Linked DNA regions of Mus musculus: region 2 is linked to region 1. Evidence: chromatin loops called from intact Hi-C (ENCODE). Cell type or tissue: left cerebral cortex. All regions are shown on one strand. Links, peaks and the distances in the headings refer to the core of each region. The heading gives the core; the rest is flanking DNA.

Evidence for each region. Peaks named below come from ENCODE experiments on the same cell type or tissue, not always from the same donor. Only the 100,000 strongest peaks of a DNase experiment are listed, where the experiment ranks them.
Region 2: a loop joins it to region 1, with 7 times the contacts of the local background. A loop is called at or near these places in 4 of 42 quality-filtered maps.

The regions. Positions count from the first base shown.
Region 1 is chr13:85,428,402-85,445,001 of GRCm38, forward strand. No RefSeq gene overlaps it. Among named protein-coding and RNA genes, the nearest start is that of Rasa1, 150 kb to the left of the region's middle. In left cerebral cortex, for the core only: no CTCF peak of the experiment used is centred there; DNase peaks (open chromatin) are centred at 8,366, 8,783 and 9,660; H3K27ac peaks cover 357 bases.
Region 2 is chr13:85,302,864-85,319,463 of GRCm38, forward strand. No RefSeq gene overlaps it. Among named protein-coding and RNA genes, the nearest start is that of Rasa1, 22 kb to the left of the region's middle. In left cerebral cortex, for the core only: no CTCF peak of the experiment used is centred there; a DNase peak (open chromatin) is centred at 8,289.

The sequences.
Region 1 (16,600 bases), core at 4,216-12,215:
TAGAGTGATTTCAGTTTTCTCTTCTCCGACATTTTAACTGAACCATATATTCTCAGAAAATGATCACTATACACAGAAGTGAGTGGGAGAGGCAGAGAATCAAGATGAAAGGTGTGGTTGAAAGAATCATTTCACTGTGATAGTTATGCCTATGTACGCAATATTTAAAACATTCTTGAATGCTATATCCACAGAATCGACAGGATTGAAAAAATATAATTTTTGCAGATATGTTAGAATTGGCATATTGATACACTTGCATTGTGAAAGTATTTCTAAAAAGGTAGCTTGTCAGATTTTACTCTACAACCAAAATAAAAAGGCTTAGTTTCAATTGTAACTTCTGTCCTGCTTATAGAGACCCGATAACATAACAATCAAATAGCACTTAACAAAAGTACCCTAAACAACCACAAACACTGTAGAGAAAATATTTTGTGTCTGTGGATGTGGCACCTGTTAATAATAAATTTGATGGCCTATAGCCTAGGCAGGAAATAGGAGGTGAAACATCCTGTAGGTAGAAAGGATTCTGGGATAATGTGAGCCAGGAGATATGTCCAGGGAGATTTGATGAGACAGATGCATGGTAACTGAGCACAGGTAACAAGCCACATGGAAGAATGTAGATTAGAATGAATGGGTTATTTTAAATTATAATCAAGTCAGAGAAGAGCCTAGCTATATGGTCAAGGTATTTGTAAATATTATTTGAGTCTGAGTCTTATTTCTGGGAACATGGGGCTGGAAGAAAGAACCAGGCTTAACTTCTACAGAACACTGCTCATCAATTCAAAAAAACATTTACTAAAACCCAGAAGCAAGACTAATATTATCCTTATATTTACCTAAATTTGCTTCCAAGGTGGAGATGTTGATTAAGCATTTATGTTCACAACATTATTTCAGACCGTTGTAAACGCTGTAGAGAAAATGAATTGATAACAGAATGTGCCTAATGTGGGGGTGTTGTATGGAGGGTTCTGAATGAGAAGATGGTTTCACTCAAACCTGGATGATGGAGATTTAGAGAGAGATTTCCATACAGACACATTAAAAAGATGCAGTCTTTGAGAAGGGACCACATTATGCTCAGGTAAGGGTACAAAGGACATTATAACTGAACACAGGTCAGAGTAATGAGCAGGAGAGCCAAGTATCTCTAACTTTGAGGTCATGGCAGATTAGAACTTTGGTATAAGCATAATAGGAAGACAAGGAGCATTATAGGACAAGGAATGAGACAGTAGTCATGAGTAAAAGCATCCACATTTGCTATTAGATGGAAGTTCAATTGCAGATGGACAAACTTAGAATCAAGGAATTTAAGTATGACTTTTATAGGAGAGAAGATGTTTGGCAGCTGTAGTGCTTAAAATGATGGTCATTGAACAGAGACAGCACTTAGTGGTAAGTAATTTCATGATGCATTTGAGGGGCAAGGTCTATTTGCTAAGAGTGTGGAAACAGTGAATGAGAGGAAGAGAAGAATCAAGCATTTTTTTTTATAGGATTTGCCTTGAGGAGCTGGACAGACAGAAGGATACTTACTGCAGGAGAGGAAATTAGAAATTCTATTTTTATCACATGAAGTTCGTGGTAATTTGTAGTTGCCCATGTTATTCCAAGTCTATATGAAGCCTCAGGAAACTCAAAAACTCCGTGGGTTCTTGTTCCCTGCAGAGATGCAGCTAAGGGCAGGACAGAAGGAAAAGTCACTTATCTGTTCTCTCACCAAGGATTTATAGACAGTGACTGTCATAAGCACTTAGTCTTAGCACATGTGACCACAACAATAAACAGGACAGACTGCTGTTATGCATTAAGGTTTTCTCCTTTCAGGTTCAGTTTCAAGAGTGTGGGTGAAGGAGGCGATGACTCACTTCCGTTCTGTCCTAGCTAGTTCAAGTCTGGCAGCCAGCTTGGTCTCTTCACTGGAACTCAGTGGAAACATTCAGAAACAGACTTAGTGGCCTGAATAAACAACATCACCTGCCAAAGTCTTAGAATTAAAGAGAAAGAAAGAAAGAAAGAAAGAAAGAAAGAAAGAAAGAAAGAAAGAAAGAAAGAAAGAAAGAAAGAAGAGGATGCACAATGAATGCATTTCCTTTCTCCTACTTATCTAATACTTTATTTTATCAGTTACTATTTTATAAAATATTAAAATAATGTCTGTGAGTTTGTGTGGTTTTGAGAAATAATTAGATAAAGAAATAATTGAAATTAAGTGTGCCAAACAACCACCCAAACATTCCTGAGTAATTGGTTATTATCATTTCCTTGGAATTTAATTGGGGCAAACTGAGTTTTTTGAATCCAAGAAAATACCTGGTGCTTCTCAGTACTGGGACTGGCAGATCTTGAAGCTATTCTTTAAATTTGGGAGCATTTCTTTGTTTTGCAATAGAGTAACAAACCAAAGAAAGAAACATAGAAGCAATGTCTTTATGCTTTGAACTAATTAAAATTCAGGTAAACAAAAACTGGAGCCATAAAATAGAGGCAGGCTGTTTGCTCAGTTTTCTTGCCATCCTGCTTCCCTCCAAACTGGTTCCTCCAGTTTGCCTCTAAATGATGCTATCATTGGATCCGGTTGTGCCAAATAGAGATTACTGTGTGTTGTAGTCATAGTCTGGCTTCCTGTCTGGTGAAGAACTATTTCATGGTAATAAGAGCACCAGCATTAGTCAATTAGTCTAGTATTTAAGTTCTGGCACTGCCACTCACAGGCTGGATCAGACTCTTGTTCTCTCTCTGTACCTTCATTTCCTTCTCATGTTTATCTGAGACTTAAGTGAGCTAATATACGTAAAGTAGTGAGAACAGAGTCTGTCCCAAGAGAGGCATTTGTGCATATACCTAAAACTGAACCTAGTGCCAGAGTGTTCTAAGCTTTGGAATAAAGCAAGGGCAAAATAGACAAAAGACTACAAAGAAGACCAGTAATATGTTAAAAGTAGTTTTAACCTATGAGTGCCTTTTAATCAGGGTTCATAGCCTACCTCAATCCTCATCTGTTTCTCCAAAGATGCCTTCCCAAGCAGATTTTCCAGAGCATTGCTTCTCTGTGCAACTCTCTCCCCTGCCCTGGTCACACTGACCTGCTCACTCTGAATCTTCCTTTTTTCTTAATCATCTTAGGCAAGCGTACAGTCTCTGACTCTGGCACAGATGTAATGTAGACTCCTATTGAAGGTTTTGCTTAGATCCAAACCTGAATCTTCAGAAGCAGATTTGTGGAAGTCTGAGAGTGGTAGGCAACAGAGAACCTGCTGGTGGACTGGTTTTGCAGCAGCATCCTTTTCTTCGCCTGCTAATGCTTTTCTGTTTTAATTATTATTTTTCTTCTTTCTTCCTTTCTCATGCTTGTACTACTGATCTTATGTAAAATATAGTAATCATGGTGCCAACATAAAAAGCATATCTTTCATTAGATACGCCTGCTGTTGCAAATTGAGAGAACTTGCCCTGCTCTGTAACTCTGTGAACAATATTTCTACTAATGTCCCTCTTCAAGTTATTCCCTCTCATGTCTCTGCATATACAGCTTTACTAGAGTATCTATTAGTAAGAAAACTCAAGGAAGCTAAGATCTGAAGCCAGGCTGGAGATTCTCAATGCGTAGATCTGAATTCCTTTTGTGTTATCTCTTTCATCTTTTCCTTAACTCCTGACTTATATATTGGATAATATGTTTGGATAAAAGTATTTATTTTGATGCACAGTTACAGAGATGCACATCACCTGGCTACATTGCTTTGGGTATAAGAAAGGATGAGAGAACAGGCCTGGCTTCTTCATGGAGTGGGGTTGGGGATGGTCCAGGGCACAAGGTGAACCCTGCAAAGGCAGCCCTGCAAAGGCATGCTTCCAGTGACTGAAATCTAAGGAAGTCCACTTCCCAAGAGCCTACCTATTCTTCCTTGATTAATATGCTGTGTGAGTACATGATTTAGTCACATACTAAAGGTGCCACCAACTGCACAAGTCTTCCACACAGAATCCTTTTACAAGAATACCTCCCGTCCACCCCTTCCTTCTTTTCCTCCATCCTTTCTTCCAACACCTTTTTTTCCTTCCTCTCTTTCTAGATTAAGATACATCTAGACATCAATTCAAAGAAGGCATAAAACTTGAACATAATCATTTTAATACATAAATTACAATGAAATATAAAATATAATTGCCTTATTTATAAGTTTACATGGGTTATTATTATTATTATTATTATTATTATTTTGGTTTTTTCAAGACAGGATTTCTCTGTATAGCCCTGGCTGTCCTGGAACTCACTCTGTAGACCAGGCTGGCCTCAAACTCAGAAATCCGCCTGCCTCTGCCTCCCGAGTGCTGGGATTAAAGGCATGCGCCACCACCGCCCGACTTACATGGGATATTATTTTAAAAGTAATTTGCCTTTTGGTATAGCATTGGAAATGTAAATGAGCTAAATACCTAATAAAAAATGGAAAAAAAAGTAATTTGCAGTAGAATCTTGTGGGCTTAATTTTTAATTTTTCGGTTTAAGTAGAAACCAAAGATTGCACATAGGCACTAATATGTGTAAAGAAATTACCAGACTGTTTTCTGCGTTTTTTAAAATTAAATATTTTATTTATTTACATTTCAAATGTTATGCCCTATCCTGGTTTCCCCTCTGAAAAACCCCTTTCCTATCCCCCCTCCCCGCTCCTGCTTCTATGAGGGTGCTTCCCTACCCACCCACCCACCTACTCTGACCTCCCTGCCCTGGAATTTCCCTACACTGGAGCATTGAGCCTTCACAGGACCAAGGGCCTCTCCCCCACTGATGCCAGACAAAGCCATCCTCTGCTACGTATGCAGCTGGAGCCATGGTTCCTCCATGTTTACTTTTTGATTGGTGATTTAGTCACTGGGAGCTCTGATGTGTGTGTGTGGGGGGGGTGTCTGGTGGGTTGATATTGTTGTTCTTCCTATGGGGCTGCAAACCCCTTCAGCTTTTTCAGTCCTTTCTCTAACTGCTCCATTGAGGTCCCTGTGCTCAGTCCAATGGTTGCCTATGTTCTTAAGTGATTAGAGGGTAATTGGTTCTTTGGCCTGCATGATCTACCCTGTGTAGGTAAAATAAGTTGTGGGAACATTATCTGGATAAACATGGGAGATGTCATAGGAGGAAGAGAAGATGTAGAGGTAATGTTTTGCAGAAGACTCAAGAACATTTGGGGATGAGTGCTCAGATTAGCTCAGAGCCTGGGTAGAGAGCTTGACTATTTAGGACTCTTAAAGAATAAGGGAAGCAATGAACCAAAAGACCCAGAAAGAATGTCCACCCATCTAGATAGACTGATATCTTCATAGTGGTAATGGAACTCTATCAAAGGAGAGTCCTGATAAGAACAAGAAGATGAAACTTAAGAGTTTACCATATTTTGGCAACATATTCATATCATGTCTGCCTACAATGAGACCCTCATTTTTTGTGAAGAAATAGTAGCAGGTAGCAACAAGTAAATTATCACCCACTTGTCAGAAAGCTGATCCTAGAAGAGAAGAAATAGAGAAACTGTACAAGGAAAACTAGAAACGAGAAGCTATGTGGAAGTTGAGAGAACAAACAGTTGTGTTCCTTTACATCAACCATTCTCATGAGTCTCGAGACACTTTGCTGTAGTTTCTGTTGATACATTGCATTGTTACTTGCTATGGCTTCATTTTAAAATCTGCAAGTGGATCCCTGTTGGTTTTATTTAAGTTGAAAGGATCATGATTAGGACATTAACCTGTATATGTCAAAAGCTATTAGTGTCCTGTTGTCCTAGGAAATTGAACTACAGGCACAGTGAGAACTGTATTTCCTCATTTTATATAACAGAGGTGGAAAAAAGTTTGGGCAGTTTCCAGTAACTTGGACTGAAGATAAAATAAGGTAGAACAGACAATTTTTAATAGATTAATAGGATTTATTATTTAAAGTCCAAGTCGCTGAAACAATAGGTTCCTTTGAAAACAATGGCCTACTGTGATTCTTTTCTTTTTTGTGACAGACATAATAGGTGAGTTCACCTCTTTTATGCCTTCTGTAGTCCTTATCTACATAGTCACCAGTGTCACTGTCATGTTCTAATCTGTAAGAACAGAGTAAAGAGGTCAAGAGGTCAACCAAAACGTGAGTGGTGTGGCTGCACACAGAGCTCAACAACTTTTGCTATTCCATTACTAAAAGAAAGAGGGGAGCATTTACTTTGTAGTCGGCAGAGACAAGAACTTAGCTGAAGCATTAGTTCCAGAATAAATTGCATGGTTGGTTTAATGTACCATTTACATCTTTGTTATATGTATTTTTTCTTGTTGAACATTTTGTTTCTAATTCATAAAAAAGTGTGTGTGTGTGTGTGTGTGTAGGTGTAGTGAGTGTTTTCCTGAATCACTTTTCCATATATTTTTTGAGACATGGCCTTTCATGGATTATGAAGTTCATTGACTTGGCTAAACTAGGTGTGCAGAAAGCTTAGAGGATTTGCTTATTTCTTTCTCTCCAAGCACTGGGATTACAAGCCTTTAACCTCTATTAGAGATAACAGCTGTTACAGGGCTGATGGGATTGAACACAGGCATTTATGCTCTCATGGCAACCACTTTTGCAACTGAGATATCTCCAAGCCCTATTAAAAGATAATTAAAAATTAAAATTAAATGCCAATTTAGTTGGATCTGATTGCTAATAACTTTAGTGAGTTTTAGAGAGCATCGTCAACTTTAGGCTAGTAAATGCCAATCGAGAGCTCTAGGTGAACAGGCAAAGCAAGTGTTTTTACTCCGATAAGGCTCTGTCAATCAGAGGCTGCTATTAAAAACAGAAATATATGCCGGCTAGTGCTTGCAAGTTGTATTAAAGAACAGAATATGCAAGGCAAACTCCTATAATTCACTTAATCCTTCAAAAATACTGAGTGATGACTCTGGTGGGGTGGTGGAAGTCAGCAAGCACAATAAAGGCAGTGAGACAAATGAAAGCTCTGTAAAAGCAAGAACCCTGATTGGAAGGAACTGGATTTAATTGTTTGCTTTTCATAAGCAACATGACAAGTACTGCCTTAGTAGCACATAAAAACACATCCGAGTTTAAGACAGTAAAAATTCTACTTTTCCACATTTATTGTTTCTATCTTAGGTTTATGAGTCAGGAGAGAAGACACAGTCCTCATGCCTGACTCCTGCCTGTGGATATTGTCCATTGATACACAGCAAGGCCCTGGACAAGTCCACGTCTTCTCATCAGATACATCTTGCCTTCAAAATGGCTCAACCAGAAAATGTTCCATGGGTCACATGGACAAGATTCTGAGAAGAATTAGGAAAAAGTGAGGTTGCTGAGGGAAGACAATTAGGAAACCGTGCTGGGGAAGCTGTTCTTTATTCTTCACAAAAAAATCTGAAACTTGCTGGCTTGGAATCTTTCTGAATTCCAAGGTCTGTTGTTGCTCTAGTATTCTGAATGTCTCTGCCATCAGCTTAGTCTAGGTCCATGGTGTTTCTTTGACCTATGTGTTATAGCTATTAAAAAAGTATTTCTGACTGGAAAGATGGCTCAGTGGTTAAGAGCACTGGATGCTCTTATAGGGCATGAGGGTTCTATAACAAGCACCCACTCAGAGGCTCACTATCATCTATAATTCCTGTTCCCAGTGATCTGATACCTTCTTTTGACTTCTGAGAGCACCAGGCACACATGTGGTACACATGCAGGCAAAACATTTACATACACAGACTGCTTCACCAGCCTAGGGGTTGTCTTATGATCACCTACATCTGATCTGGTTCTGACAAACATATGTGCATAAACTTATTTTCTGCCCAGTCTTGCATCAGGTTCTCCAAGCTGGCTTCATCATGTATACCTGTCATCTCATGTGGTCATAGGGTAATTTGAATTGTATGAAACAAACTAGGAAATGATATGAAAAATGGGTAAAGAGAGATCAAAAGGAACTTAAAGGCAAACAGTCAGTGTTGCAAACTGTTGAATAAGACCTTAAATATGGCAGTAGCCCAGACTGGATGACACCTTGTAATGCCAAGGAACTGTGACCACTAAATTTGCGGATAATTAAAAGGAAACAGTGTGGGTTGAGGAGGAAGTGTTGGCAGAGTTAGTTGACTGTGGAGACAAATTGTACTGATGAGCTTTGGGTTCAGCTGAGAGATCATGTCTCAATAAATAAAGTGGAGAATAACAGAAGACCCCCAACTAGCCTCATGCTTCCAAGTGTACACGTGCACATACCCTTTCCATGCAAAAAGGTGTATACACAGGTATGTGTGCTACACACAGAACATTTAGAACAAAAAAATTCTACAAAGCACAGGGTATGATGCCTGGATGGCAGCAGCACATGTGATTTTATCATGTAACAAGAACACCTCATTTACACACTGTCATTTCATTATTAAATTCTGTGCTTTAGAAACACACTGCAGCAGATGTTTTAGAATAAATGCCCATGTTTTTGATACAGAGGAACATGCATGTGCATCTATCCTCTAGATCGTTTTAAAGGTTCAGCACATAGAACATTTAAAGCTAGTTACTTGTTTATTTTTCACACTATATTCTTGTACAGACGTTATATCTGGAGTTAAAAAAAAAGCACGGGGCAGATTTATAAGGACTTAAAAAAAAAAACCCTAAAATTTGAAAATGTCCTTTTACCATATAGTATCATGTTCACTTAGTGTAGAGATGTAGGAAAGGAAAATATCTTTCTGGGGAAAAGAGTGACACCTGGAAACCGTCTGCTAGCTTCCAATAAAAGCATTTTGAAAACTGCTGATCAGATGCTATGCAAATGTGCTTCTATTTAGCATACGGCACCAAGTACACTGAATCCTGCTATTTTGATACACATCGAAAAATAACTTCATTACTCATTTTAAATTTTTATATGAATATTTCTTATTAAATGTGCTCTGATAAGCTTATTAAACAGTAAGTTATCCCCTATGGGTCAGTGTTATTGTCCTGCTCTTCCCCACCCCACCCTACCCCCAGCTCTCTCAACCTGTCTCACTGACACCATTCCTTATTTGGAACTTTATTATCTTCTTGCCTCCTTCTCTTCTGTTCACTTGGACTGCCAGCATGATACCAATTGCACCCATTACACACTCAAGATCTTGCTTAACATTAATCCTCAAAGGGAAGCAAACACTGTGTAGTAGTTCTCTTCATCCTGGAAGTCAGAAGAGAACACTGTTCAAAGTCTCCATACTTAATACTTTCCTCAGAGCACAGAAAAAGCAGAGGAAATAGATGACTGTCATATAAATCTAAAGGAACGCTATCTAAATGCTACTGTTAACACACATCCCTATGAGGCAGTACTTCTAAGAAAAGAAGGACGATGTGCAGATAAACAACAGCATCCAGTTGGGCTGGGGTCCTTGCCTTTCTGATCTCAGTAGCAGAAGCTACACAATGTTCCTAATTAATCATACAACTTTAAAGAAAGATCTAGAACAGGCTTTAGTTTTTTATAGTAACAGGAACATTCTAAGGAATAATTATACTTTATGCTATCTCTATATTCATGGTGTGGAGACAGGTATGGTATAAACAAGTCTCTTAGCATGCCCAGCTGGAGACAGTGCATTCTGCTCCCTTCCTTTCCACCATTGTTATCTAAGGCAGATGGAAGAGGGTTATTTAAAGGTAACTATTTTTGTGATATGGGAACTATTTCAAGTGGGTTGAAGTTGCCAACTGCCACATAGTTGAATCCACAGATGAGTGTGAGAATTATTCCAATGAACTATTACTGACAAAGTTTTATAAATTAGACCTCAAATCATCAGCATGGTAGAAAATAGTAGAAAAGTTTTTGAAGAAAGGAAAACAACAAATCCCCTTGATAACATAGAAGAAACTGTGTGAAGTAAATATAATCTGTTATTTTAAGTTGTGATTCCATTGAAAGTCCTGCAAGGATTTTGTTTTTCTCTTCAGAATACAAGCCATGTGATTGGGGAGGGGGGGTTATCTATAATGAAAGGAGAAATAAGAGCCATGTCATTTCTGATTATAGGAAGAAAAACACTTACATGATCCCATGATTTTCAAACAGGCAGTGAAAAGGTCAGCTCAGGAACTTTGGGAAGGTCATGAAATACTTGGCCCTCCTGAAGGGAAAGGTTAATTAACATTTCTCAAACCACAGGGCTGGAACCAACCTGCAGGTGGGGATACATTCCTCAAGATTGACTGTTGCCCAAGGACTTCAAGGGAAGTCCTTGTCACCTCATTCCCTAACGACCAACCAGTTTAAAGGGTGCACTGTTCCACCAATCATATTGTGCCTAGTTGCTGGTGCTCTATTCTGACCCTGGAAACCATATAAAAACTCTCCAAACAGGCACCAGGAGGGAGTGGGGGTGGGGGTCTCCGCCTCTCCTTCAGGTCCGGGATGACCCCACTGCACTGGAACAATAAATTCCTCTTGCTTTTTGCATTGATCCCTGCTCCATGTGATTCACTCAGAGGGTCCCTGGTAAGCTAAGGCTCCCCAGATTCTTATAGTAGGAGGCTTTTAGGAAATGAATCATAGAAACAAAGTATGTATAAAACAAAGTTTTGTATAAATTTAAAGTGGACTTAGTTAAAAAGGAAAGGAATGCTTGTTAACATAGATGAATCACAATATATTCAGGAAAATAAGGAACCTAACTATTTCAAAATGAAATGATTTTACTTAAAAAGGTGCTAAGTCCATCATTTCACCTAGACAACCCTATTTGTATGGACAATGGGGTGCTGAATAAATTTCTAGAAGCTTGCTTTTATTTAAGTTGTTATCCCATGAAGAGATACATTTCAAGTTCTGTCTTAATTTTAGTGGAAGCAACATCTACATCCAGAACAATTATACTGCTGACTAGTGAAGAGTGCAGTGACATGCTGTTATCAACAAGTAGAACTCCTGTGTGGTGGATGGAGCAGGTACTTCAGGGGCTTGCAGGCAGCTATAGAGGAGTTCAGAAAACAAGGGCAGAAGGAATTTTGTTCCATTTTGATACCAGCGTTATGGCTTCACAGTACTTAAATTCAAATCTGGAGTTATTTTGTGGTGTTTCTCCCTTTATTCTCCTGTTATCTCTTTTCAGTTCTCACAAGTGGCTAAAAGCTGTGCTATTTTTCTGCCACTGTTGTTTCACAGTGATGAACTAGGAGGCTAATTATGCCAGCTTTCATCTTGTTCAAGAGACTAAGCACCTGGAGTTGTTTTTCTGAGGAGTGATTTGGCCAGAACAAGGTAGGCCTGTGAAATTGTGTTTCTTGAGGAGATTTACAGATGTGATGTGATTACAGCTGGCCATTTATGAATTGTGTGTAAGTCCTCAGACTGGTAATTGTGAAACATTTAATCCATTGTCTTTGGCCTGTGCTTCCTGAAGACAGGATGGCTGGAGGTGTTTGTAGCTGGCACCTAGCTGCGCACTTAGACTGTGATTATGCCAGCAAAATGATGTTCCTGGAGGAATGTAGACCAATCTCCAAAGCTCATGCCCCCATCTCAAACCACATGTGACTGTGAATGCATGTATGGGCATGTGTGCATGTATGCACTCTTGCACATGCATGAGTGAATATTGATTCTCTCTCAAAGGAGTACAGATCCTCACATTAAGCCTACCATGGAATTTCATTATAGTGCCTTTCCCAGTACTGTCGATGGGCTTTGGGTTAGCCCAAGACAGTCCTAACAACAACTTTCCAGCCGATGTTCACAATGTTGATTTAGGGATTCCATATGGTAGTCTGCCAGGCTTAAGGATCTTTATAGGTGTAACTTAATTCATAGGAATCTAGTTGAGGCTCAGGGATTAGGATGGTGGGTATGGTTCTCTAGGAATCCTTGAAGTCGTTCCTGTTAAATGGTAAAACCATGCCAGGAAGCTTGGTAAGATAGAACAGGTGGAAACCTGGAGACTTGATGGGCACATACCCGAGACTTAGGTGAATCCCTGGTCCAAGTCAAATTCCCTGGTACATATGCCAGACTCCCCAGGAAATTTGACCTGAGGACATATAGGCTCAGAACAGAGTTCTCCATGCTAATGAGGTACGTAGAGGCCCTGAGGGCTTAGCCAGTAAGCTTTCCTTCCCAGACTTTCCTCCTTGAAAACAGTATTTAATCTCAGGCCCACCCTGAGAAGGGGGTACAGTTCAGTATGTATCCATTCTTCTTAATGAACAGCCAGTAAACAGTTTAGACCATGGATTGTCTTTTTCATCAAGATCCACCATGGGGAGCCATAGAGAAGTCATTCAACGACACAGCTGCAGCTAAATCTCCTGTAGACAACCTCTCTGTGCTTCCAGCCTGCCTCCACCAAGCTAAGGACAATCACTGATGAGAAAAGCCAGTGCCCCCCACCCTGTCTTTGCTCTGGGCTAGAAGCTGTCTCCAGCCCTCCCCTGTTCTCAGATCTTCCATGACTCCCAATGGTACCTGGATGTCCAAGAGTCAGAGAACCCCATGGCCCTGCCCTTATCACAGGCCCAGGGACCCCTGAACCAGATCTAGCTTTCCCACAACTCAGATTTGCTTTTCCACACACAAAGTGGTATCTCAGTGCTTCCCTATAGCCCAGCACTCGCCCTGGTGTCGGATAAGCTAAGTGAAACTCCCAGAGTTCTGCCTCCCCAAGAGGCCGTGCCCAGCTGCAGGGCAGACTTGGACTCACAGTTCTTAACCTACTCGTCACATCACAATGGCCCTTTTACAGGGGTCTCATAATACCATCCTGCATATCATATATATATATACACACACATACATACATACATAATGATTCATAACAGACGCAAAGTGTCAGGAAGTAGCAATGAAATAATTTAATGTTTGGGGTCACCACAACAAGAAAAAGGGTCACAGCATCCGAAGGCAGGAGGGCTTTAATACAGTGGTTTTCACGTTTTTTCCTCCTATTTGGCTGACTACTCCAGACTTAATGTGAGGTGAGGTGCCTCTGGCAGTGCACTTGGGTCAACACTAACCTGTTGTTCCTATACTACCTCTTGCTCTTGCTGGCCCCTTGTCTCACAGAGGTGCTCTGGTGCTTTTTAACAGTGAAAGTGTGTGGAGCAGGACAGCAGTTTGCCTTCCAGCCTAGTCTGCTTTCTGGACTCAGACACCAAGGCTGAACCCTGTTCTTCTCCTCCTCCTGGCTCTTTGTTTCCAACCTCTATCTGCAAACTCTCTTAAGTGCAGAGCCAACTCTGCAATTCTTTTTAACACAAGAGAATTGAGTGAACCTTTTGAATTTTTAGCTTTCCCCACAATCTTTTTCAGAATGATATGCATGAAGATTATGAAGCAAAACCAGAAAAACCCCTCCAGGAGCAAGGCAAGAACCGTCTCAGCTGCAGTAGGTGTTATTTTGTGACTTCCTTAAACAACATTGCAAGCCCATCAAAATCTGCTGATTTCTCTATTTCTTTAGAAGTGAGTTACCCATTATGCCTAGGCCACATTGGGTGCCACCTATAGGCTTAGATTTTTTTCAGGGTCTACTTTATTTAGGGTTCTTAAACCCTTCAAACTCACTTCTAACCCACCCAACAGAGGTTGAAGAGGAAGGTTAATTGTAAAAGAGGGTTGTGGACAACTTTAGTAGTAGTTCTTTGGGTGTGATTCTATTCTTCAGTATCACGATACTAGTAGTCCAGTTCAATAGCAAACACCCAACATGAATCAGTAGCAGTGGCTGGATCCAACAGAAACATCAAGGCTCTGTCTAATCAGCACAAGTCAGCAGAAGCTGGAATACCAGAAGTTCTTTGGCGTGTTTTACTCCATGACATGAAGACTACTGAAAACCAGTGAAGAAGCAAGACAAGCAAAGTCCAATGAAGGCCCTCGAAGAAGCGAAGCCTTGCACAGCATAGCAATTCAAGGGCATCCTTTCACTGTTTGTGGGGTTCCATTTATAGTCATCTGTTTTCAGCAAAACATCACATGCTCTCTCACAAGATAACTTCCAGAAAGACATAATGTGGCAGCATCCAGAAAAACATCACATGACACAGCTTCCAGACACAGCTGAGTTGTTAAACCAGAAGTTTCCACGTTGACCAAAGCAGCTCAGTAAATCAACAGGTTCTCCAGCACAGACAAGAGTGAGGAGTAAAAAGAAAAAAGACAATTTGATAACGTTGTAGCATGACCCCAGCCAATTCTGAGGCTGGAGCAGGTTTATTTATTTATTTTCCCAGTCTACTTTTATACCACTTTAAGTACATGCAAAATGATAATATCAGCTCTGGATCAAGGAACAAGCAAGACAATAAACAAAATCCCCTAAACACCTTTCTATGGACTAGTCAGGATTACCAAGACAAAAGGAATGCCACATAAGCCTCCACTGAGGCTGCTCTGAGTTTTGCAAATGTTAATGTTCTTAATCTGGGCCTATTTTCTGAGTCCTGGCCCAAAGTCAGATTCCAGCCTTGAATTTCTTTCTTTTATCCTGGCTCAATATCTACTTTCCTGTCAAGTGTCTAGAAGCAAGCAGTCCCAAAGAGCTCTCCACAAGAGAAGGGAAAAGGACTTGCTGGGAAAACCTGGAGTTTGCTTTGCCCTGGCCATCAGAACCTTTAAAAACCAAGGCTCCTATTTTTACAGATACACACCATTTTTTCCCCATCATTTTACTTAGTTCTAATATTTTATAATTTATCTAACAGATGTTAAGGAAATCTTAGGACTGACAATGGAAACCCCATACAATTTTACCTTTTCTTTAATCAGTTGAATACAGATGATAATATTACTAGTAGATGTTGGGATCACAAAGGTGACACCCAGCAGTCTTTCTCTTTCCTATGAGGATTTCACATATGTTGAGAAATAAGAAAGAGAAGTGACAAACAGATGGAATGTATCATGTAATTATTAACAAAGGCCATGGTGGCAGGCATAGCTGTAAGTCTTTCCTACCAATCAGGAAAATGCTGAGCCAGGATACTCAGAAAGGCTACCAGTGTAGAAGAGTGGTACACAAACAGTGTGGAAGAGAACACAAACAGTGTTCTTTGTGATTTCCATGGACTACTAGTCTTATTTGATGGTTTTAGAGCTTTATTGTAGAAAGGAAGAGAGAAGGTAAAAAGAAAGAGAGGGGCAGGCCATGGCCACGTGGAGAGAATGGGAAGGGAGGGAAAAAAGGAGAGCTAGAGATAAGAATGAGAGACGTGAGAGCTTAAGAGAGCCAGAGTTCCTCATTCGACATTTACTAACCAGAAAGTAAGGTTCTGACAAGGACAGACAGTGAGTCCAAATATGGAAAGCTGCAAGCACACGGAATTCTAGTTCTCGATAGACCCTCTGTAATAGAATCATAACCTCCATCTCCCGCTTCTTGCATGCATTGTGGTATTTGATGAAAATAAGCTGCTTCTGAAGCCACACACTGGGGAAGAGGAGAGATAAATTAGAGCCTGCTTCTGAATTCCTTCTGCCTCTGCATTGCCAGATTCTCGGCCAAAGTGTGACTCTGGAAACACATGCCTTCCAGTGTGTACAAAAACTTCAGGATGACATGGAGGAAAACTGAGTCCACATAGAAAGGCAGGTAATCATCCCTAACTGAAGCCAGTCCTTTGGGTCTATAAACTCTGTGAAGGATGAATACCAGCTATCTTCTGCTTTGAATCACAGCCTAAATGTGTCTTGCTAGAAGGACAAATACTTTGGAAACACTTGGTATCATCCTTCTCTCAAAGATATGCAGTGTTCTTTGGATTCTTACAAACACCAGACTGTTATGTTACCTTATTAAGACTCAGAATTACTAAACTGAAGAGGCACAGAAACACACTTGTTTCTCAGTGCGTGTACTTCATTTTCGAGGTGAACCAATCCCTGTGGTCTTCAAGTGTGGGAAGAACTATTTTCCCTTAAATCTCATTAAAACTAAACTTGGAAATGGGATAGAAAAGGAATCATTTGTAAATTAAAATTCATATCTACTTATAGGCACAAAATGCTAGTAACAACAGCTGCCTCTGACTGTAGTAACAGATTTATCATAAATCTGGGGACAATGGGCTTCTTTTATTTTCATAAATAAGCAGAGTGTTGTCTCGGTTTGCTAGAATAGTTCTTGTGAAAATTAATAAAATGAAATCAGCTTACATTTTAATGTTTTTGAGTGATGCTATACAGTGCTCTTCAGTGTCAAGTATAATGCTAGTACATAGAAACATTTGCTTGGTAATTATTTTTCTAATCCACATATATGTTCTTCAAAAATAATAATTTAATATTCAATCACTAAAGATGTGGGGATTCTGGATTGTCAGAGATTGCTGGAGAAGCCTTTGTCATCACAGCTATTAGATGGACTCAGGCAAGATAAAGATGCTTGCTTTAAGTCACTAGGCCCTATCAACATAGGCGAGGTCCATTTTCATATATGTGAAGGTTAAAAGAGTGAGGAAATGGCTTTTTAGAATATCTAAACATCTATAGTTCTCAGTAAATGAACATTGGATGCCATTTTCAACAGAAATACTGGATATCATGGATGGTCATTTTTGACAAATCTATAATGGACTTAT
Region 2 (16,600 bases), core at 3,772-11,771, 130 kb before region 1:
GAAGAGGGCATTCACGCATTCACATAAGGTCATAAGCAATAGAAGCAGGCAAGCTTTCAAAGCCTTGGAGCAAGGGTTCTTTTCCTGAATTGATCCTCTTCAAAAGACCTTGTCTTAGTCAGGGTTTCTATTCCTGGACAAACATGATGACCAAGAAGCAAGTTGGGGAGGAAAGGGTTTATTCAGCTTACACTTCCATGCTGCTGTTCATCACCAAAGGAAGTCAGGACTGGAACTCAAGCAGGTCAGGAAGGAGGAGCTGATGCAGAGGCCATGGAGGGATGTTCTTTACTGGCTTGCTTCCCATGCCTTGCTCAGCCTCTTGCTCTCTTATAGAATCTAAGATTACTAGCCAAGGGATGGTCCCACCCAGAAAGGGCCCTTCCCCCTTGATCACTAATTGAGAAAATGCCCCACAGCTGGATCTCATGGAGGTACTTCCTCAACTGAAGCTCCTTTCTCTGTGATAACTCCGGCTTGTGTCAAGTTAACACACAAAACCAGCCAGTACAGACCTCCATGGTCTATACTGTCACCAGAGGCCATGTCTGTGTCTGTGATCTGCTCTGCTGCCATAGTGAGTGGATACCAAGTTGATGTTTGTGGTCCCTGATACCTCCTGAGGCTGTGTTGATATCGGAGGTCCATGCCCATCAGTGCTCTATGTTGATGCCCATCAGTGCCACTTTCAGTGAAGTGATGGGACAAAAAATTAACATAAGAATCAGTAGTCTTTCCATATACACACTGAGAAAAAGATAGGGGAAACGTAGCCTAATTGTCACAATAGCCTAAAAATATATCTAACATAAAAGATAAAGAAGCTCTACAGTGAAAACTTTAACTGTCTGAAGAAAAAAGTTACAGAAGAATAGAAGATGGAAAGACATATGCTCCCAGATGGGTGCAATTAATATTGTGAAAATAATCACACCAACAGCAATTTACAGATCCAACCCAATCCAAATTAAAATCCCCACCCGTGCCATTCTTCAGAGAAGTAGAAAAGGCATGTTTCAGTTTCACTTGGAAACACACACACAAAAAAATCAAAGGCAGCCAAGGAAATTCTGAGCAAAAAAGAATAATATTATAGACTTTTCTGTATCTGATCTTGTCATAGTGCAACAGCTACAGTAATGAAAAGAAAAAAGTATGGTACTTGCACAAAAACAGACACATAGATCAATGGAGAAGAACAAACACAGATTTCAGTTCATACAACTAAAGCAACCTGATCTTATAGCCACCAAAAATGCGCATTAGGAAAAAAACTGTATCTTTAACAAAGTGTATTGGGAAAGCTGGATGTCCACATGTAGAGGAATGAAACTATATATTATACCTCACCTTGCAAAAATCAACTAAAAATAGATAAAAAATATGAAACCTGCAACTCTGGAGCTACTAAAAGAGAAGGTAGGGTACATGTTATAATATAGTGGCCTAAGTGAGACTCAACTGGAAAAAATGAACAATGGACACTTCAATGAACCCCATGAAACTATAAAGCTCTGAAAATCAAAATAAACAAAATAGCAAAAGAAACTGTCAATGAAATGAAGATGCTGTCTACAGAATGAAAGAAAAACACCCAACAGAGAGTAAGTATTAGAATATTTAGAGAATGTGGGAGAGGGGGAGCATCAAGACACTAAACCCAGTAAAAAATGGACTATAGACTTGTACAAAGATTTCTCAATAGAAGAAGTCTGAATGCCTGATCAACACTTTATAAAGTGATTGATATCATTAGGCATCAAATTAAAACTATTTTGACTCCCCAGAAAGCAAGCAAAAGACTTATTTGGCCAATTGGGTAAATGGACACATTTAGGGGATAAGCTCATCTAAGCATTCAATGTATCTAATGTATGTGTTATAGATGTCAGGGTTTTAGCCAGAGATACACTAGAACAGTGTAAGGTATGCCAGTAAGTGAATATTTATGCAGCCAAGAGTAAACAGGGCAAAAGACCCAGGGGAGAACAGCCTGGAGCATATTGGTAGGTTGATTTTACAGAAATTAAGTTCGGAAACTATGGTTACAAATACCTTCTAGTGTTTGTGGATACTTTCTCTAGATGGGTTGAGGCTTTCCCCCACCAAGCAGGAAACAGCTATCCTGGTAGCCAAGAAGATACTAGAGGAAATTTTCCCGAGGTTCAGAGTGCCCAAGGTAATTGGATCGGACAATGGCCCTGAGTTTGTCTTTAAGGTAAGTCAGGCATTGGCAGAGATATTGAGGACTAATTGGAAGCTCCATTGTGCTTACCATCCCCAAACCTCGGGGCAGGAAGAGAGAACAAACAGAACCCTAAGAGAGACCTTAACTAAATTGTCCTTGGAGAATGGCACTGACTGGGTGGTGCTCCTTTTCCTAGCCCTGTTCTGAGCCCGGAACAGCCCCCTACCCATTTTAACCTGACGCCTTTCGAGATTCTGTTTGGTATCCCAACTCCCCTGGTGTCTACTGGGCCCTCTCTAGAGGTATCCCAACACACTGATAGGAACCTCTTCTTGAGGCTCCAAGCCTCAAGTCAATACAACATGAGATTTGGCCCAAACTGTCTGCCTTAAATGCTCCAGGAATGCCAGAGACCCCCTCACTGCTTCTAGACTGGTGACTAGCACAGATGCTGGAACGCCAGTGGAAGGGACCTTCCTGGTGCTGGTAACCACTCCCCAGCTCTCAAGGTGGACTCTATTGAAGTCTGGGTGCATGCTTCCTATGTGAAACTTGCAGACACCCTGCTTCCCAGGGACCCCGCTGGATGGTACAGAAGATGAATAATCTGCTCAAGCTAAAGATCACTCGACCTTGATCATGACTGCCTAGTGGTATCTTTGGATTCTGGTTCCTTTCCCCATCCTATGTGCCCATCTGCCAAACCTGTTATAGCACTCACTGTCTCCCTTGTGTTGGGATTGGGGGTGGCAGAGCAGCCACCGGGACTTCTGCTTTGGTCTTACAAGAGAAAAATCACGACAGTCTGAGGGCAGCCATTGATTTAGGTATAGAGAGAATAGAAACTCCCATCAGTCACCTTCAAGAATCATTGACTTCATTATCAGAAGTAGTACTACAGAATAGGAAATAGGAGGGGATTAGACTTAACTTTTCCTCTAGCAAGGAGAGCTATGTGCTACCTTATCTGAGGAGTGTTGCTTTTATTTAGACCACTCTGGAGTTGTTAAACATTCAATGGCTAAGGTGAGAGAAGGGCTAGCCAAGCAGAAGAGAGAAAAAGAACAGAGTTGGGGATGGTTCAGGTCTTGGCTTGGTTAACCACCCTCATATCCACCTTGTTACTCCTAATTGTTTTCCAGCTACTGTTGACTTTTGGACCCTGCATATTGAACAAGCTTATAGCCACCATAAAAGAAAGAATGAGCAGTACAGCTGATGGTCCTGTACCAACAATATAAGACTCTGAGGACAGGTCCTGAAGAATATGAGCTAGTATCTCAGATCATAGTTTCAGGATTGGAGCTTGTACAAGAAAAAGTGAGGGATGAGGGGCCCTTAAGTGGTTTTCCAGTCCCACACCCTCCTTACAGCTTCCCCCTACTGCCTGGGGCCAAGGCTAGGCCAGGTTCCATTCTCCACCCACAGGATCATTCTTGAGTAAAAAATTCTCAGAATGTACTGACTGATAGTCACCTGACCCTCTGGAAAGTCCCAAGAAGAGTTCAAAGGCATGCCATGCTTGCTAGCCAATAGATATAAAGGACACTATGCTAAGCTAATAAGTTTGAACCATAACCTTGCCAATGTAACCTGTGCCCCTAAAAAGTATAAAAACTGTTTGTAATAGTCATTTGTGGTCACCTTCTTTGTAACTCTCCTTGAGGGACTAATTGAAGGTCAACCCCAACATGCTGGAAAATAAACTTCTTGCTTTTGCATCGGAAAAACAAAATGAAAAACAAACAAACAAACAAACAAAAACCTCCAAAAACTATTTTGAAGTTTCTTCTCACCCTGATCGATCAGAATGGCTACCATCACAAACTCAAACAGCATAAAATGCTGTAGAGCATATAGGAAAAAGAGAGCACTTTTTTAAATTTTAAATTAAATTTAATTTAATTACATAATTCCCCTTCCCTTCAATCCTTCTCATGAGCCCTTTCCCTCCCTCATAAATCCATATTCTCCTTTTCTTTATTGTTATATATACACATATATATACTATATATGTGTATATAATACATATATAATGTATATAGAGAGTGTATGTATATATAGAGTATATATATATATATATATGTATATGTATGTATACACACACACATATATAGTTATATGATTTCAGGACTAACCATTTGGAATTGAAAAACCCAGTTGGAGGTTCATCTTTACTTCCCTTAGCTTCCTGTAGTTCATGGTTTAAAGGTGGTATTCCATAAAATTTCTCCCTCCACATTATCATTGCTATTGGTGCATTCCTGGTTCAGGTATTCACTAGGCAGCCATATTATTGGGATATTATGGATGAAACTTACCTGTAATTTCTAGAAGACACAGTCTCACAACAGGTTTCCTGGTCCTCTGTATTTTATAATTTTTCTGCATTCCCCATCCCCTTTCCATGATGTTACATTAGCCTTAATTGTAGCTGTTGTGTTGTAGTGTATCCATTGGTGCTGGGAATCTCACTATCATGAGTTCTCTGCATTTGGACCAATTGTAGTTCCCTTTAATACTCTCCATCTGTTGCAAAGAGAAGCTTCTTTGATGATGTTTGAGAGCTACACCAAGCTGTGGATATAAAGATGAGTATTAGAATGCAATTAGCAATTATGCTGGTTTAGTAAAGAAGAGGTAGTAGGCTCTCTTCTAAGATCTATTACCTCACTAGTCTGAAAAAGTTGGCTATGCTACCAGTAGTACCAGGCATGATTTACCTCCTGTTGAGAGGTCATAAATCCAATTAGACCTATAAAAAACCAATAGCTGTTGTTCCCTCCAAGATATGAGTGCCTGTATTACACCCTTAGGGATATCTTGCTATGGGAGTCATTGTAGTTCATAGATGTCACAGCTATGAAGAGCTATTGGTTGCTTTGCTTTATGAAAGACCTCTTACTCACCTGTTATGGAAAAAGAATGACATAGGAAGAAATACTATAATGATTAAAAAATCAGCCAGACATAGTGACACATTCCTATAATCCCAAGTCTCAGGAAACTGGGAGAGGATGATTGTAAATTCTCAGGTCAGGCTAGGCTACATAGAAAGATCTTATCTCAATAACAAAAAGAAATGCCAAAGCCATCTTCCTGTTCAACTCAGAAGTCTAAGTATTTATCAAATGATACACGTCAGTTTTTTTATGTTCACCCAGAAACCTCCAATCTTCCTTCTTATGTGACAAGAAGGCAATTTCTGGGCTCTTACAGTCAAGCTTTTCTGAAGCTTTATAGAACCATTTCCTGAGAGCACATTTGATTTCATATTTAAATATTTTCCAATTTTATATGTCATATTTAAAAAGAATATAAGACAAAATTCCAGTATTAATTGCAATTCAACTGTACACTTAATAGCATGAAATAAACTGTGTCTCTTCAACTAAAATTTGCATATATACTGTAGGTATACCTATATTCAAAATAGATTTAAGGTGATGTTGTAGACCAATATACCCTAAACTTACTTTCTTGAAATAAACGTAAGTGGAGATATACAGTCAGACTTCCATATTTATAGGTTATTGATCTATATATTTAACCAACTGTAAATTGAAAATATTTTAAAATTTTATCTAGGTTAAATGTGAAGAATGAATTTTTTATTCCCTGCACATTATAGTATAATAAGTCTTTATGTAGCACAATAATGAATAGAGTTTTACATATATTCTTGAAAAAATGCAAAGTATATGGAAGTATTGCATATACATTATTTTATATTGTTCATGAATTTTTATATTCATAGGGATATTGGAATCGATCTTTATGAATTTTGAGAGATTACTATATAAACATCTTAATACATACATTTCCTTTTGTTTTGCACTGTAGGGGGTGGTTCTGATGCTTTGGTCAGGAGTTTGCATGGGAGCACTGATGGTCTTGTTCCCCAATTGGTTCTTGATCAATCAGTAAAGCTGCCAGTGACCAAGCTGGGCAGTGGTGGCGCATGCCTTTAATCCCAGCACTTGGGAGGCAGACGCAGGTGGATTTCTGAGTTCAAGACAGGGCTACACAGAGAAACCCTGTCTTGAAAAAACAAACAAACAAACAAACAAGCAAACGAACAAAAAAAGATGCCAGTGGCCAATGGCTGGGCGGAAGAGTCAGGACTTCCAGGTTTCCACAGGCAGGCTAGAAGACATAGGAAGAAGAAAGGAATTCACCATGCCTCAGAAGGAGAGTCACCAGCCATGTGAGATCTCAGGTGGAGTGGCCATTGGTTGCTTCCCCAGGCAGGAGATTAGAAATGTAATTAAGCTAAGGGCAGATTTAGAGTGTTGAGCAAGGAGTAAAGAAAAGGCTGTGGAAAGCTTAGAAGACACCAGCTACTGAGCTGTAAGGCAGGTTAAAAATGAGCTCTGTGTGTGTGTGTGTGTGTGTGTGTGTGTGTGTGTGTGTGTGTGTCTGTGTGTGTGTGTGTGTGCACATGTGTGTGTGCGCATGTGTGTCTTTCATCCATGGATCCAAGGGAAACCAGGGTTTTTAGCTCGATTCCCTGAAGCTTAAAGAGAGGTAGTAGAAAAAACATGGTACATTGCATCAATATTTTGTTTTTATTTAAAAATATACTAATGTCTAATTAATATCAGTGAAGAATACAAAATGTGTTATTATTAAAACTTAGGTGTAAAACCACAAGAATTTAGTGAGTGGTAACCATCACTTGTGTGGATACAGCTGCATATAATGCCCTTAGGGTCTGGCATAGGTAGTACTTGGTAGAGTTAGAAGTTGGTGAAAAACATTCAGCTGAAAAGCCAAAGAAAAGCCAAAGAAGGAGCAGTCTCTTCAGGTGCTTATGCTGCGCTAAAATATGAATTTAGTTTCAGTGACTAATCTATTTCTCCACATGGTTCCATGATCTGTTCTTGTTATAAATATATCTTAACTTTAGTATGCATCATACTAAACTGTCATTCATGCATCCATTCATTCCACAACTCTTTATTACATATATGATATAAGATAGTATTTTATTGCTTTATCACAAAGTATTGCTAATATTGCAGGATAAAAGAATGCACATTTATAAACTCAAAAGAGTTTGTACTTAATTCTGTGCTCTAGGTCTTAGCTGGCTGAAATGTATTCACTGACTTTACTATTGGAGGCTCCGTTTCTTACCTAAGCTTGTTTATATGTTTGCAGAATCCACTTGTCATTGTAGGACTAAAATCCCTGATGCCTTACTGCTCATACACTGGGGGCTGTTTTTAGCTCTTGTCTACTGCTCTCTGCTCCACAGGGCCATATTTACAATGTAGCTGCTGCTTTCCATTAGGTAGTCAGTAATTGGCTTTGTGGTATCTTTTTACAATTATCACATAAAACTGAGTTTTTACAGATCTCTGTGATGATGTCAGACCTACGTTGATGATCTAATCATAAGGTTAATTATTTCAGACATTAATTATATCTATAAAATACCATTACATCAATATATAAATTAGCATTTGTGCAAGTCGGAGGAAGTATGAATGAATACATAAGAAGCAGGGAATCTTGAAGAACCATTTTGTAATTCTGACTTAAAAATCTGGATTTTTGCAATGTGTCCCAACACTCAAGATACAGTGAAAAGAAAAAAAAAAAAAAAAGGAAAAAGACATAAATTCCCACCTATATGGAGCATACTTTCTAGAAAGTTGAATTAAAACACATTTGTGCCATTTTTTTCCAGCATCCTATTTTGGGTGTTTGAGTCATTATAACAGACCATACATGTTTTACATTTCTTATTTCTTGTTAGCATTCAATTAACTTTATTTTTTAACATATGACATTTTTTTCTGTTTGTGTTTATAATGTGTCTTTCGCAAAAATGCCTACACTGAGAATTTCTTATTTTAGATTCACAGAATTTCAGGATTGGTAGCAGAGAGGGAAATTAAAGGTTATTTCATGATTTATTAGCATTTACGGGAAAGGAAGTTGAGTCTCGTACTTAGTAAAATACCAGGGTGCTAGTCTAGTTCTTTTAGATATATTGACTTCTCAAGTGATAACAGATGTGGCCATCTCTAACGAGTGCCTTTCTTGAAATAGAGCAGAAACTTAAATAGCAGGAATGGGCAGGATACCAAGAAAACGGACTAATCAGGCAGATGGTGCTGTTCTGTGGAAAGTCTGAGTAAATCCTAACTGAGCAGTGAGCTGAATAGGCCCCTGGAGCATGGGGAACTCGGCCTGCTTTCTTTTAATGCCTCTTTATATTACAATAAACCACCAGGTCAACATACAGATCTTTCTGTAGGTTATATTATAAAATTGTGTTGTCTCCTTTGTTATAATATTACCTTTTCACAAAAGCGAGCTTTTGCCTAAAACCTAACGTTTTCATAATTAAGATGTCATAATAGATTTTCTTTTTCCTTCCAATACATTTTTGAGTCTCTGCCATACTTTTGACATCTATTACACCTAACAGCATTTAATCATTTTGATGTGGATTATTTTTAAATTTATTATAAATCGGTGTATAAATAACATGGTTCTGCCTATATAAAAATAAAAATCATGGTTAACTAAAATGTATTTGGTAAAGAATGGAATTTTGCATGAAACACAGGCAAAAAAAAAAATACTAACAGGAAACCAGAAATGGAATAAAAACACAAAAGGTATCTCTGGCACAGTGCCCTGGAAGTCAGCAGCCATGGCCAAGAGCATGAGGTAATGTCAGAAATAAGAAAACACTCTGGACTGGATTTTTGGCACTCTGACTCTAAGATCATTAGTGTTTGTGTAAAATACGGTCTATACAGTGGTTATAAAGATGTGTGTTGAATACTTTATCTTACCTCTATCTCACTATCCTCTGGTAGGACACAACAATAAATGTGCGTCCTAGGGAAATTAGGTTCCTGGAATTCATGCAGTTACTAAATGGCAAAGAAGCCTCCACAACTGGCTTATCTTTTTCTTTTAACCAAAGACACTATGGATGAATATTAGAGGTCAGAAGAGCGTAATAGCTGACTTAGTAAAAATTGAATTTGTTTTCATTCATTATCTTAGTATATATGCACCCTGCCATCTGGATATATTCTTACCTCAGCAAACCACTCCTGCTTTGCAAGGCAATGCTTTGGTGTTAGCATTATTACATACCCACCTCACCCCCAAATCCTTGTTTTCAGTGTCTTTTGAAATATTGTGATGAATTTGCATCATTTTGTAAAAAATTTCCTAGTTTTGTTTTTCCTGAATCAAGTGAAAGAAATCAAAATATATAACTATGAAACAATGAATGCTTTACAAAGGAGCGCCATTCATAATAAATTCATGATGCTAAAAATGCCTTCCTTAAACATTGAAGTAAAGCTACAAGAGATAGGAGGAGTACCTTGCAAAGGCGATTAAAAGGACACAAGTCTGGGGGATGCACTGTCGTCTGCTCTCCTTTATTTGTCAAAGAGAGTAGCTGTGATAAGACAAGAAGAAAGGATGAAAGGAAGGAAAAGAGGGAGGGAGAGAGGGAGGGAGGGAGGGAGGGAGGGAGGAAGGAAGGAAGGAAGGAAGGAAGGAAGGAAGGAAACAAGCAAAAAATAAATAAAAACCCTCCCACAGTTGTTTTCTGTGAGTCTTCCTTCTGTCACAAAATGAGAGCTGTGGGGAGATGGCTCAGTTTAGGAAAGTGTTTGCTGTGTAAGCATAAGAATGGGAGTTGACAGCACTTGGCAGGCAGAGGCAGGCAGATCTCTGTGTTCCAGGCCAGCCTGGTCTACAGAGTGAGTTCCAGGACAGCCAGGGCTACACAGAGAAACCCTGTCTCGAAAAAAAGAAAGAAAGAAAGAAAGAAAGAAAGAAAGAAAGAAAGAAAGAAAGAAAGAAAGAAAGAAAGAGAAGGAAGAGAAGGAAGGAAGGAAGGAAGGAAGGAAGAAAGAAAGAAAGAAAGAAAGAAAGAAAGAAAGAAAGAAAGAAAGAAAGAAAGAAAGGGAGCCGAGATACCTAACATCTATGAAAAAAAGTCAGGTGCAGTGTATACCCATATAACTCCAGTACTGAGGAGGGACAAACAGGTGGATGCCCTGAAGTACCCGGAGTGTCAATACAGTGCATTGTAGCATGGATAATTGCTGAGTTCTAATGTCAGTGAGAATCATCGTTTCAAAAGACAAAAGTAAAGTGGAGAGACTGAGAAAGATACCAGACATTTACCTCTGGCCTATATATTCACATGTACATACGTGTACATACACACAAACATACAGATTATACTTTTGGAAGTATAAGTGGGAGTTAATGGAATGTGTTATTAAATATTTGAATATTGATAATGTATTATATCATATGATGCATACTTCCTCCTACAGAACAAAGAATCTGATACTGTATATACATACATATACATACATACATACATACATATTCCAACACATATAATCATACACACACACACACACACACACACACATATATAATATAAGGAAGTCTTTGATCTGGCCTAACACTTCTTTCTTATTTTTTTAAAATAATTTTTGAATAAACTTCTAAATGATACGCAGCATTCCTTACAGTTAAGGTATAGCCATAAGTCTGAATGTAGACAATGAAACATTAGAGAAAGTAGTGCTGGTTGCTTCTAGAAGAGGTGTATATGACTTTTTGTGATCCTTGTCCTTCTGGATGCTGGATGTTGATTCTCAAGCTGTTCCTGGTAGGCATGGACCCTTTCAGTTATATCACCCTGTTGATGCATGAAAGAAATTTCCAATGTATTTTGAGTGAAATTATTACAGTAGTTTAGGCTACCTTAACAAAGAATACACCTCTAGTGGGTATTCTTGATTGTCATCTTGACTACATCTGGAATTATGTAAATCTCAAACTGAGCACAACTGTGAGGGTTTTCGTTTTTTTAATTAAATCATTTGAAGTGGGAAGATAGACTTTTATTCAGATCTTTTGAGTTGAGAAGATCCACCTTTAATCTGGTCCACACTTTCTGCCAGCAGCCTATATATGTCATCTTTATAAGATGAAATTTAAGGTCATTTTTTCTTATGCTTCAATTGTGTTAAGATAGCAAGGCCTTGCTGTAGTAGGAAAGCTGTTCTCTGAGGGTGTTATATTGCTCTGGCTTTTGACGATTATGTTCTTATGCTGGCCTGTGGACATCTGGTTGTCCCTGGATGTTTCAGTTGTAGCAATTATTGGTAGGGAGCCTAAACTTGATGATTCTAGTTTGGCAGGCCTCTGGTGGGTGTCTTTGGGCAGGACAATGGAACTCAGGGGTGGTGCAAGCCTCCCAGCAGTTGGGTGTGCACTGTGAATACTGGACAGAAGGAGATTGAGTTGGGGAACTCAGGTAGAGTTTTGGTTGGACACGAAGGTCCTGGGTTCAGCAAGCTGCTCAGGGGAGCTAGGTGTGGCCCACATGATAAATCTTGAATAATAATTTTACCCTTTAAATTTATCGTTTGTTTTTTTTTTTTTTGCATCAAACTTGGAACAAAAACATCTGACTAAGTTCACCTGAAGTTACAAAGACTCTCAGATCAGATTTTAAAAGCCAATGCTAATTGCTAAAAGGGTCATTCCATGGCAATGACAATGTCACCATGGGCCATCAATATCTGTTCTCTTTTGAGTATACAACTAAATACCTCTATAAGTCTCTTATTGGTACTATGTGACCAAATTTTAGGTTAAAAAAAAAAGTCTATGTGACATTTCTAGGTTCTGGTAAGCTACCTCTTTAAATGCCTTATCTCTCTGTTCCTCTTTCTATTCTGCCGTGACTTTGTGATTTGAGGATGGAGATGGGTACCCTATACTCTTATAGACTTTCCATTAATTTCCTTATGGATTGTAGTAGGATTTTTTTTAATAGTTATTCCATCTCTGACTCATTATTGTGTATTAGATGGTGTGGGTATGTGTTTAAGAATGATGGTAAACCTAAGATATGCCTTTACATTATAGAATAATATTTCAGGGAAATGCAGTATTTCATTCAAGTATTAGAGAAAGCACACCAAAGCTTATCTTGATCTTTAAACTTTAAACTAGTAGCATTGTCTGGGAAGACTCATCTCACTAAGTGAGAAGTATATTTTCCAAGGAGAAATGATACCAAAAGTTCTCTAATTGTTTATGAACTCATTAACATACATTATTTCAAAATACAATGAAACCAAAATAAAGTATTATTTAATTTAAATTTTTTAAAAATTTGAGTTTGGTTTTTATTCTACAACCCAGACTGGCCTTGTAACAGAATTTTCCCTGTCCAATTAATTTAATTATTAAAACAACAAGAAGCATGTGATTGAATAGGAAAAAGAGAGGTGGAGCTAAGAGTTGCAGAGATGGGGAGCAAAAGACAGAGGAGGAGGAAAATGGAGGACGAACAGGACGATTCAGATTCCGTGTGGCTTTACATAGCCACAGGTAGATAAAGTATCATATAGGGAGAGAATAACCCGGATAACTTGTCTTATCTATGTGGGCAGCTTATATCATTATCAATTGGCTCTGAAATCATTTTGTGGGCATCTTGTGAGTTGAGAATATATATATATATATATATATATATATATATATATATATATATTACTGTTTAATTATAAACTTCTAGAGTTTTGATTTTATTAGGTTACTGGGAATTGTGACAGCTTATTGCAAGGTAGGCGGTCATTGCATGGGTCTGGCATGGCAGCAACCCGCCAAGGGAACTTGGTGAATTGGGTGGAGATGACTCAGGAACTCTGAGACAGAGACTATGCCAGGATGAGAAAACCCATTAGAGCCATGTGGCCCGCTATTGTCCTGTGTAGCACAGGAACTTGCCTATTGTTTAATGCTTCCAGCAACATGGCCCCACATTTGGGTTTCCCAGTGCTGTGATTATTATGTACCACAGTGACTGCCTTATTTTAAAGTTTTATAAAACAAAAACAAAAACAAAAGACTTAAAAGCAAGCTCAAATAATATTAATTCAATAAGAATGTAAATTTCACTCATTACCTAAGAGGAATAAGCTCATGTCTGAAGAGATGACATCAGAGAAATTGAATTCATAGATAAAAATCCACCAGAAATACAGGTAGAAAATCCAAAAAATTTTATATAGATTTTCCAGTGCTTCAAAACAGGTAAAAATGTAATTGACTCCAACTCAATTCTTCAAGGAATTATAAAGGGCAATCGGCAGATTCATCTGGAATAACAAAAAACCTAGGATAGCAAAAACTCTTCTCAAGGATAAAAGAACCTCTGGTGGAATCACCATGCCTGACCTAAAGCTGTACTACAGAGCAATTGTGATAAAAACTGCATGGCACTGGTATAGCGACAGACAAGTAGACCAATGGCATAGAATTGAAGACCCAGAAATGAACCCACACACCTATGGTCACTTGATCTTTGACAAGGGAGCTAAAACCATCCAGTGGAAAAAAGACAGCATTTTCAACAAATGGTGCTGGCACAACTGGTTGTTATCATGTAGAAGAATGCCAATTGATCCATTCCTAACTCCTTGTACTAAGGTCAAATCAAAGTGGATCAAGGAACTTCACATAAAACCAGAGACACGGAAACTTATAGAGGAGAAAGTAGGGAAAAGCCTCAAAGATATGGGTACAGGGGAAAAATTCCTGAATAGAACAGCAATGGCTTGTGCTGTAAGATCGAGAATCGACAAATGGGAACTCATAAAGTTGCAAAGCTTCTGCAAAGCAAAAGACACCGTCAATAAGACAAAAAGACCACCAACAGATTGGGAAAGGATCTTTACCTATCCTAAATCAGATAGGGGACTAATATCCAATATATATAAAGAACTCAGGAAGGTGGACTCCAGAAAAATCAAATAACCCCATTAAAAATGGGGCTCAGAGCTAAACAAAGAATTCTCAGCTGAGGAATACCGAATGGCTGAGAAGCACCTGAAAAAATGTTAAACATCCTTAATCATCAGGGAAATGCATATCAAAACAACCCTGAGATTCCATCTCACACCAGTCAGAATGGCTAAGATCAAAAATTCAGGTGACAGCAGATGCTGGCGAGGATGTGGAGAAAGAGGAACACTCCTTCACTGTTGGTGGGATTGCGAGCTTGTACAACCACTCTGGAAATCAGTCTGGCGGTTCCTTAGAAAATTGGACATAGTACTACTGGAGGATCCCGCAATACCTCTCCTGGGCATATATCCAGAAGATGTCTCAACCGGTAAGAAGGACACATGCTCCACTATGTTCATAGCAGCCTTATTTATAATAGCCAGAAGCTGGAAAGACCCCAGATGCCCCTCAACAGAGGAATGGATACAGAAAATGTGGTACATTTACACAATGGATTATTACTCAGCTATTAAAAACAATGAATTTATGAAATTCCTAGGCAAATGGATGGACCTGGAGGGCATCATTCTGAGTGAGGTAACCCAATCACAAAGGAACTCACACAATATGTACTCACTGATAAGTGGATATTAGCCCAGAAACTTAGGATACCCAAGATATAAGATACAATTTGCTAAACGCATGAAACTCAAGAAGAACGAAGACCAAAGTGTGGACACTTTGCCCCTTTTTAGAATTGGGAACAAAACACCCATGGAAGGAGTTACACAGACAAAGTTTGGAGCTGTGAAGAAAGGATGGACCATCTAGAAACTGCCATATCCAGGGATCCATTCCATAATCAGCTTCCAAATGATGACACCATTGCCCACACTAGCAAGATTTTGCTGAAAGGACCCAGATATAGCTGTCTCTTGTGAGACTATGCCAGGGCCTAGCAAACACAGAAGTGGATGCTCACAGTCAGCTATTGGATGGATCACAGGGCCCCCAATGGAGGAACTAGAGAAAGTACCCAAGGAGCTAAAGGGATCTGCAACCCTATAGGTGGAACAACAATATGAACTAACCAGTACCCCCGGAGCTCGTGTCTCTAGCTGTATAGGAATCATAAAATGGCCTAGTCAGCCATCACTGGAAAGAGAGGCCAATTGGTAGAGCAAACTTTATATGCCCCAGTACAGGGGAATGCCAGGGCCAAGAAGTGGGAGTGGGTGGGTGGGAGAGTGGGTGGGGGAGCATGTGGGGGACTTTTGGGATAGCATTGGAAATGCAAATGAAATAAATACCCAATTAAAAAAAAAGAAAATGTAATTGAACATACACTAAAAGAAATAGAATAAGATGGTTAAACAAAGTTTCTACATGTAAGAAAGCAAGCAAGAAAACAAATGCACAGCAGATGTGTATATCAGCTGCTAGCTACACTAACATGATGTTGGAATATTATCCTAGGAAGTGTATGACTTTCTTTCACCAATACTGTTCTGTTACATATTCACAGTCTAAAGCTATGTTCATTGATGTGTTTTATGTCAGGAATAAATTAACAGGCATATAAAAGCCTCAGAGACAGAAACAGACTCACCTCATATAATGGGAACTTGGTGTATTACAAGTTGGGCATTTTAAGTTAGAGATAAAGCACACACACACACACACACACACACACACACACACACACACACACACGGACAGATACACGGACAGATACACGGACAGACACATGGACAGACACTCGGACAGACACACAAACACAGACACACACACGGACACACACACACACACACCAACACAGACACACACACACACAACCACAAATAACGCTGGAACAATTGAACAGCCATATGATAAAAACAAAGAATAAAGCAAATTTCTATCTTATACTGATTACAATACTATATTCCTAATGAATAAAACTTATGTGTAAAGAGCAAAACTCTAGAAATGTAAGAGAAAGTTAAGAAAACTAACTACTATAGGATAGAGAAATACTCCCTCTCTTCTCCCTCCTTTCATTCCAACTAAGCTATACTTTCAGCCAGTAAAGATTTCTTATTCCAGACACAACAGCATAAACTATTGCTTAGATTTCTTACAATAAAAAGTAAGATGTACATTACTTAAGATAATACTTTAGATTCACCTGCAAGTGTGAACTAGATCTATACACATTGACATAGCTCATTTTCAAATATATATTTTTAATTCAGAAGAATATTAGTACAAAGATGATACACTATATAAATTCAAGTGCATATAAATATAAATGGGTGAGTATAAAATCACAGTCACAAAAAAAAGAAGTAACCAAAAGCAATTTTATGTAGTAGTTTTATTTTTCCTGAATTGTGACTCAACCTGTCACATGAAGCCAGATGTGGAATTTTCCACTGTAATTCCATGTTGGTGTACATGAATAAGTAAGTGATAACCAAGTCATGGTAGAAGATATACCTTGGTTGTATTTTTTTTTTAATATAATGTGGAGGACTGAAACCAGGGCTATTCTCCTGTTGGATAATCACTCTCCCTCGAGTTATGCCCTGAACTTCTGACTTGTAAATCTACTCATAGTATTCC